Regions from separate parts of the Homo sapiens genome. Here region 2 is linked to region 1. Evidence: read pairs that join two places in POLR2A ChIA-PET (ENCODE). Cell type or tissue: HCT116. All regions are shown on one strand. Region 1 has its middle 7.3 kb from the start of SPAG9. Region 2 overlaps MBTD1 (mbt domain containing 1).

Region 1 (4,000 bases):
CTTGAACCCAGGAGGCGGAGGCAGAGGTTGCAGTGAGCTGAGATTGTGCCACTGCACTCCAGCTTGGCAACAGAGCAAAACTCCAACTCAAAAAAAAAAGACAACAGGAATGAAGAGAATAAAACTGTCAGATATGTGCCCACATTTTTGGAAGTCCAGGTTTCATCCCAGAGAGTAGGAGATGGGCTGGATAATGGAAAGTAATCCTGAGGGCCCTACCCTCTTCTCATTTGGGGTTCAGAAAGATGCTGCCCTGAAGACCACCCCATACCAATCTAAAAAACAAGCGTATCAAACTGGCTGTGCTGTGGGATCAGGCCATGGAAGGCTCAGAGGTTTATCTTTCCCCACCCTAGCCTGGATGCTGGGGTAGGGTGGGTGGTAGACAGCAGGTGGCTCTGAGGAAAGGGTTGCAGTGAAGGCTACCATCACAGCCACACTTCAGAGATGACTTGGGTAGCATTAGAGTCAAAGGTGGCCAAGTTATACAGGGAACAATGCGAAAAGAATGGATTCTGAGTTCTAGTAGCTCACAGCTACAACTCTCAAGGCCAGTTGGATATTCAGAGACCAAGAAAACAAGGAACATTGTTTTGAGACCAGAAGACAGAGAGCAAAGGTCACTATATGAATCCAAAGTCTCCATAAATCTTTATCCACCTTGATCAAGTAACAGAAGCCATATTCCACTCCCATACTTTTTCTTTTTTTGAGGCAGAGTCTCGCTCTGTCACCCAGGCTGGAGTGCAGTGGCACGATCTTAGCTCACCGCAACCTCTGCCTCCTGGGTTCAAGTGATTCTCCTGCCTCAGCTTCCTGAGTAGCTGAGATCACAGGTGTCTGCCACCATGCCCAGCTATTTTTTTGTACTTCTAGTAGATACTGGGTTTCACCATGTTGGTCAGGCTGGTCTTGAACTCCTGGCCTCAAATGATCCACTCACCTTGGCCTTCCAAAGTGCTGGGATCACAGGCATGAGCTACCACGGCCGGCCTATATTTAGCAAATTTTCTTCTTCTTCTTTTTTTTTTTTTTTTGAGATGGAGTCTTGCTCTGTTGCCCAGACTGGAATGCAGTGGCGTGGTTTCAGCTCACTGCAACCTCTGCCTCCCGGGTTCAAGCAATTCCCCTGCCTCCGCCTCCCGAGTAGCAGGGATTACAGGTGCCTGCCACCATGCCCAGCTCATTTTTGTATTTTTAGTAGAGACGGGGTTTCACCATGTTGGACAGGCTGGTCTTGACCTGACCTCGTGATCCTCCCGCCTCAGCCTCCCAAAATGCTGGGATTACAGGTGTGAGCCACCGCGCCTGGCCATATTTAGCAAATTTTCTTCTCTCTCTCTTTTTTTTTTTTTTGAGACGGAGTCTTGCTCTGTCGCCAGGCTGGAATGCAGTGGTGCGATCTTGGCTCACTGCAACCTCTGCCTCCCAGATTCAAGCAATTCTCCTGCCTCAGCCTTCTGAGTAGCTGGGACTATGGGCGTGCGCCACCATCCCCAGCTAATTTTTGTATTTCTAATAGAGACAGGGTTTCACCATGTTGGCCAGGATGGTCTTGAGTTCTTGACTTCGTGATCCGCCTGCCTCAGCCTCCCAAAGTGCTGGGATTACAGGCGTGAGCCACCGTGCCTGGCTCATATTTAGCAAATTTTCTATAGTGAGTATGCATTTCTTGTATAATTGGGAGGGAAAAACCCAAGCAACCTGAGGTAGGAGGCAGGGACTGGACTCCAGAGGCAGAGGTTGGACACTGGACCAAACTGAGGACTAGCTTAAAAAAGCCCCAAGGCAGAAGCAGTTTTCTATAAGACACACCCACCAGCGTGCCCTGTCAGTTTACCATTGCCATGGCAACACCCAGAAGTTACCACCCATTTCCATGGCAATGACCCAACAACCCAGAAGTTACAACCCTTTTCCTAGAAATGTCTGCATAAACTGCCCCCTATTTTGCATGTGATTATAAGTGGGTAAAAATATGAGTGCAGAACTGCCTCTGAGATGCTATTCTGGGCACACCGACTATGGGGTATCCCTGCTCGCTAGGAACAGTACCTCTGCTGCTGCTATACACTGCCACTTCAATACAAGTTGCTGTTTAATACCACCAGCTTGCTCTTGAATTCTTTCCTGGAGGAAGCCAACAACCCTCCCTGGCTAAGCCCCAATTTGGGAGCTTGCCTGTCCTGTATCAAACCTACTGTTTTGAAAATATGTCTTTTATTCCCAGATGAATGCAACTCTATGTGTACAAAGTATACTGAGAGGTGGTGGTGGGCCTCCTCTTCATCCACTCAGCCCAAGTCAGAAAAAGTGGAGAGAGAAAATAGACCTGCACACAAATATGACCGACATTCCTTGGCCCCATCAAAAACAGCCTCAATACTGGGATTCCTGCTTCAACCATGTGTACAGCCTCTTCTTAGAGGCAATTCCAGTGAATCCAAAGCTCTTGGGGAACAGGGAGTAAAACAGAATAGTTATTGTCTAGAGGCCTTCTAACTTCAACCTGGATACATTTACCCATCTTGTTTTGGCACATTAAAAAGGCTTTCAAGGACAGACATAGTGGCTCACTCCTGTAATCCCAGCACTTTGGGAGGCTGAGGTGGGAGGATCACTTGAGCCCAGGAGTTTGAGACCAGCCAGAGCAACAGAGCCAGACCTTGTCTCGATAAAAAGTAAAAAAATAAATTAGCCGGGGTGGTGGCGTATTTGTAGTTAGTAGGCTGAGGTGGAAAGATCCCTTGAGCCTGGGAGGTCAAGGCTGCAGTGAGCAGCGATCGTGCCACTGTGCTCCAGCTTCAGTGACAGAGTGAGACCCTGTCTCTTAAAAAAAAAAAAAAAAAGAAAGGCTTTGGCCAGGCATGGTGGATCACGCCTGTAATCCCAGCACTTTGGGAGGCCGAGGCCAGTGGATCACTTGAGGCTTGGAGTTCGAGACCAGCCTGGCCAACATGACAGAACCCTGTGTCTACTAAAAATATAAAAATTAGCTGGGTGTGGTGGCATGCACCTGTAATCCCAGCTACTCAGGAGGCTAAGGCATGAGAATCGCCTGAACCTGGGAGGTGGAGCTTGCACTGAGCTGAGATCTTGCCACTGCACTCCAGCCTGGGTGACAGAGTGAGACTGTCTCAAAAAAAAAAAAAAAAAAAAAAAAAAAACTGAGGGCAGTGGCTCACGCCTGTAATCCCAACACTTTAAGAGGCCAAGGGGGGCAGATTGCCTGAGGTCAGGAGTTTGTGATGAGTCTGGCCAACATGGTGAAACCCCATCTCTAGTAAAAATACAAAAAAAATTAGCTGGGTGTGGTGGCGTGCACCTGTAGTCCCAGCTACTCGGGAGGCTGAGGCAGGGGAATTGCTTGAACCAGGAAGGCAGAGGTTGCAGTGAGCTGAGATTGCGCCACTGCACTCCAGCCTGGGTGACAGAGCGAGACTCCGTCTCAAAAAAAAAAGGCTTTCAAAGGAAAAACTGAGGACTCAGAAAAATACCCTGGTGCTTTTCATTCTGAGCCTGGAATTCCATAGCTAGACTGCCTCACCAAACATATGTTAGTTTGTACCCAGTGATGAATTACTTATCATTTCACACTGCCATGACCAGAGGGCCTTGTGCCCGGGGAACCCCATCTTCTCTTCCTTTTTCAGTGACTCTCTCCTTGCAGGTGGGAAAATGTCATTTGTGAAACTAGAGAAATTGATTCACATAGAAATAACTATATATGTTCCAGAAGGCTGGACAAACAACAGGACTAGTAATTTCAGCCTTCCAGTGATTATAGTTATTATGCTTAGGAAGAAACTCCTCCCTTCCTGCTCTCATTAACTGCTCCCCTCTGCTGCCCCCGTGACTGTCCTCACTATTTTTGCAAGGCCAAGGAATCTCTTGAAATGGAATTTCCTTCCCTGTAGGAATCAAAAGTAAACACTTTACTCTAAAGTCCACAAGATGACCTATTTTTCCTTAACAACTCTTAGTTAATGATACTCTCATT
Region 2 (4,000 bases), 99 kb before region 1:
CTCCTGACCTCAGCCTCCCAAAGTGCTGGAATTACAGGCGTGACCCACCGCGCCCAGCCTCCCAATTTTTTTTTTTTTTTGTCCTTTTTATTGTCTCCTATTTTCTTTTCACTTCTCACAAAGCCTGTAGTTATGCAATTTATTTTGGAAATGGTTAGAGTAGCAATATTAGTTTTGTCTTGTTTTTTTTTTTTTTTCGTGGTTTGAATGAGGCAACATCTTGGAGGAGACATAAGACCAGCATTCACTAAAGATGATATAACTTCTTTGTATCTTTCTTTGAAAAGGAAATTTTTTTAATACTTCTATTTTAAGTTCATGGGTACTTGTGCAGGTTTGCTACGTGGGTAAATGTGTGTCATGGGGGTTTGTCGAACAGATTATTTCATCACCCAGATACTAAGCCTAGTAGCCTAGTACTCATTCGTTATTTTTCCTGGTCCTCTCCCTCCTCCCACCCTCTACCCTCCAATAGGCCCCAGTGTCTGCTGTTTCCTCTATGTGTCCATGTGTTCTCATCATTTAGCTCCCACTTATAAGTGAGAACATGTGGTATTTGGTTTTCTGAGGAAATACTGTTTAGCTTGAGAAAATTGGGTTGGGTTTTAAACCATTGTTTATGTTTTTTTAAAAACTGAATAAATATATATGTAGAAATATTATCTCCTACAATTTCTGAAATATTTGCCATCTTAAAATTGTAAAAGGTAAAATTTTCTTTTTTTTTTTTTTTCTTGAGACGGAATCTTGCTCTGTCGCCCAGGCTGGAGTGCAGTGGTGCAATCTTGGCTGACTGCAACCTCTGCCTCCTGGGTTCAAGCGATTCTCGTGCCTCAGCCTCCCAAGTAGCTGGGACTACAGGCATGCACCACCACGCTCGGCTAATTTGTATATATTTTTAGTAGAGACGGGATTTCCCCACGTGGACTAGGCTGGTCTCAAACTCCTGACCTCAGGTGATCTCCCCGCCTCAGCCTCCCAAAGTACTGGGATTACAGGCGTGAGCCACTGCACCCAGCTGAAAGGCAAAATTTTCTGTTAGACCCTTCAGAGCTTTTAGCAGTGATTTTTTTTTTCTTTTCCAACATGATAAAGTATCAAGCAAAGTGGTTCTTGGTTTTGAGTTTGAGACAGGGTCTCACTCAGTCACCCAAGCTGAAGTGCAGGGGCACGATCGTGGCTCACTGCAGCCTCGACCTCCTGAGGTCAAGCTATCCTCCTACTTCAGCCTCCCAAGTAGCTGGGACCACAGGTGCAAGCCACCACACTTGGCTAATTTTTGTATTTTTTGTAGAGATGGAGTTTTGCCATATTGCCCAGGCTAGTCTTGAACTCCTGGGCTCAAGCAATCCACCAGCCTTGACTTCTCAAAGTACTAGGATTACAGATGCGAGCCACCATGCCCAGCCAGCAAAGCAATTTTTTTTTTTTTTTTTTTTTTTTTTGGAGACAGAGTCTCGCTCTGTCACCCAGGCTGGAATGCAGTGGCTCAATCTCAGCTCACTGCAAGCTCCGCCTCCCAGGTTCATGCCATTCTCCTGCCTCATCCTCCCCAGTAGCTGGGACTACAGGCACCTGGCACCACACCCAACTAATTTTTTATATTTTTAGTAGAGGCGGGGTTTCACCGTGTTAGCCAGGATGGTCTCGATCTCCTGACCTTGTGATCCGCCTGCCTCGGCCTCCCGAAGTACTGGGATTACAGGCGTGAGTCACCGCGCCCAGCCCAAAGCAATTTTTAAAAACGTCTGTGTGTTGGCTGGGTGCGGTGCCTCACACCTGTAATCCCAGCACTTTGGGAAGCCAAGGCAGGCGATCACTTGAGGCCAGGAGTTCAATACCATCCTCACCAACATAGCAAAACCCCATCTCTACTAAAAGTACAAAAGTTAGCTGGGCATGTTGGCACTCACCTGTAGTCCCAGCTACTCGAGAGACTGAGGCACAAGAATCACATGAGCCTGGGAGATGGAGATTGCAGTGAGCTGAGATCATACCACTGCACTCCAGCCTGGGTGACAGAGCGAGACTCTGTCATCAAAAAAAGAAAGAAAAAAAGCATCCATATTTTCTGGATACTCCAAATTGGTCTAGAAGTTTAGTTTTAGAGATGAAAGGCAAATTTAAAAATCATGTTTGTTATGTATATTTCACCACGATTTTTATTTTATTTTATTTTATTTTTGAGACATGGTCTCTCTCTGTCACACAGGCTGGAGTGCAGTGGCATGATCTCAACTCACTGCAACCTCCACCTCCCAGGCTCTAGTGATCCTCCCACATAGCTGGGACTACAGATGCGTGCCACCACACTCAGCTAATTTTTGCATTTTTTGTAGAGTCAGGGTTTCGTCATGTTGCCCAGGCTGGTCTCAAACTCCTCAACTCCTCAAACTCCTCTGACCACCTCGGCCTCCCAAAGTGCTGGGATTATAGGAGTGAGCCACCATGCCTGGCCCACAATTATTTTTATATGGTTTTTTTGTTTTGTTTTGTTTTTTTGTGTTTTTTTTTGGTAGAGTGGGAGTCTCACCATGTTGCCCAGGCTGGTCTCAAACTCCTGGGCTCAAGCTATCATCCCACCTCGGCCTCCCAAAGTGCTAGGATTAGGCTGGGTGTGGTGCCTCACACCTGTAATCTCAGCACTTTGGGAGGCCGAGGTGGGCGGATCACCTGAGTTCAGGAGTTTGAGAACAGCCTGGCCAACATGGCAAAACCCTGTCTCTACTAAAAATACGAAAATTAGCTGGGTGTGGTGGCATGCACCTGTAATCACAGCTACTCAGGAGACTGAGGCAGGAGAATCACTTGAACCCAGGAGGCAGAGGTTGCAGTGAGCCGAGATTGTGCCACTGCACTCCAGCCTGGGCAACAGAGTGAGACCGAGTCTCAAAAAAAAAAAGTGCTAGGAATATAGGCATGAGCCACCACGCCCATCCCATAATTAAAAAGAAAAAAGAAATCTGGGCGAGGCACACTGGCTCACGCCTGTCATCCCAGTGCTTTGGGATGCAGAGGCAGGACATCCCTTGAGGCAGGGAGGTGGCTCACATCCATAATCCGAGCACTCTGGGAGGCTTGAGTGGGCAGATTGCTTGAGACGAGGAATTAAAGACCAGCCTGGGCAACATGGCAGAACCCCATCTCTACAAAAAAAAAAACACAAAAATGTTTATGGGATGGTGGCACTTGCCTGTAGTCCCAGCTACTCAGGAGGCCAAGGTGGGAGGATCATCTGAGTGCGGGAGGTGGAGGTTGCAGTGACCGAAGATTGTCACTGCACTCCAGCCTGGGTGACAGAGCGAGACTCTGTCTCAAAGCATTTTTTAAAAAAAGAAAAAAAAAAGAAAGAAAATGGTTATTTCTCAGGGCTGCGTTTTCATTTATCAAATCTCATTTACCAGAATTTGTGCTAGGGTCTTTTAGGGGGTGTGTATGAGTGTTGTGTCATGTGTCACTGGTTTCTCTTACTTCAAAGACTGAACATTCTTCACGATCTGAAAGGAAAAGAAGAGATTCTTTCGGGATGTTTGACGGTTATGATAGCTGCAGTGAGGACACAAGCAGCAGCTCCAGCTCCGAAGAGAGTGAGGAAGAAGTCGCTCCTTTACCTTCTAATCTCCCGATTATCAAAAACAATGGGCAAGTCTACACATACCCAGATGGTAAATCTGGCATGGGTGAGTATTTATAACCTTCACCTGTTCTACAGCTTTATGTTTAAGGGTGTGTTTTCATTTGGTTTCTTCTGTCATTTCCCCTTCCTTAGAATTATTAAGGGGCAGTTTGAAGAGCTGACGTTTATAATTCGAGATAAGATCACTGAGTTGGTGTTTAACTCTTTATTTTGCCTACCTCCTGGTGGAAAGCAAATACAACAACAACAAAAAAAGGCCAGTGAGAAACTTCATGTGGATATAAATTTAGTAATTAGATAAGAAATGCCTCTGTAACTGAAAGTATAAGTGCATAGGATCATGGGCTTATAAAATTGAAAGAG

Evidence for each region. Peaks named below come from ENCODE experiments on the same cell type or tissue, not always from the same donor. Only the 100,000 strongest peaks of a DNase experiment are listed, where the experiment ranks them.
Region 2: POLR2A ChIA-PET joins it to region 1 with 5 read pairs; 4 of 35 experiments call an interaction of 5 or more read pairs at or near these places.

What each region holds. Positions count from the first base shown.
Region 1 is chr17:51,126,123-51,130,122 of GRCh38, reverse strand. No RefSeq gene overlaps it. Among named protein-coding and RNA genes, the nearest start is that of SPAG9, 7.3 kb to the right of the region's middle. RefSeq lists a silencer at 1,806-2,029. In HCT116, no CTCF peak of the experiment used is centred here; a DNase peak (open chromatin) is centred at 1,842; H3K27ac peaks cover 246 bases.
Region 2 is chr17:51,224,688-51,228,687 of GRCh38, reverse strand. It overlaps MBTD1 (mbt domain containing 1), which reads left to right. Exons shown (of 17, transcript NM_017643.3): 3 at 3,479-3,680. The coding sequence starts at 3,527. Among named protein-coding and RNA genes, the nearest start is that of MBTD1, 33 kb to the left of the region's middle. In HCT116, no CTCF peak of the experiment used is centred here; DNase peaks (open chromatin) are centred at 1,523 and 1,717; H3K4me3 peaks cover 1,117 bases; H3K27ac peaks cover 938 bases.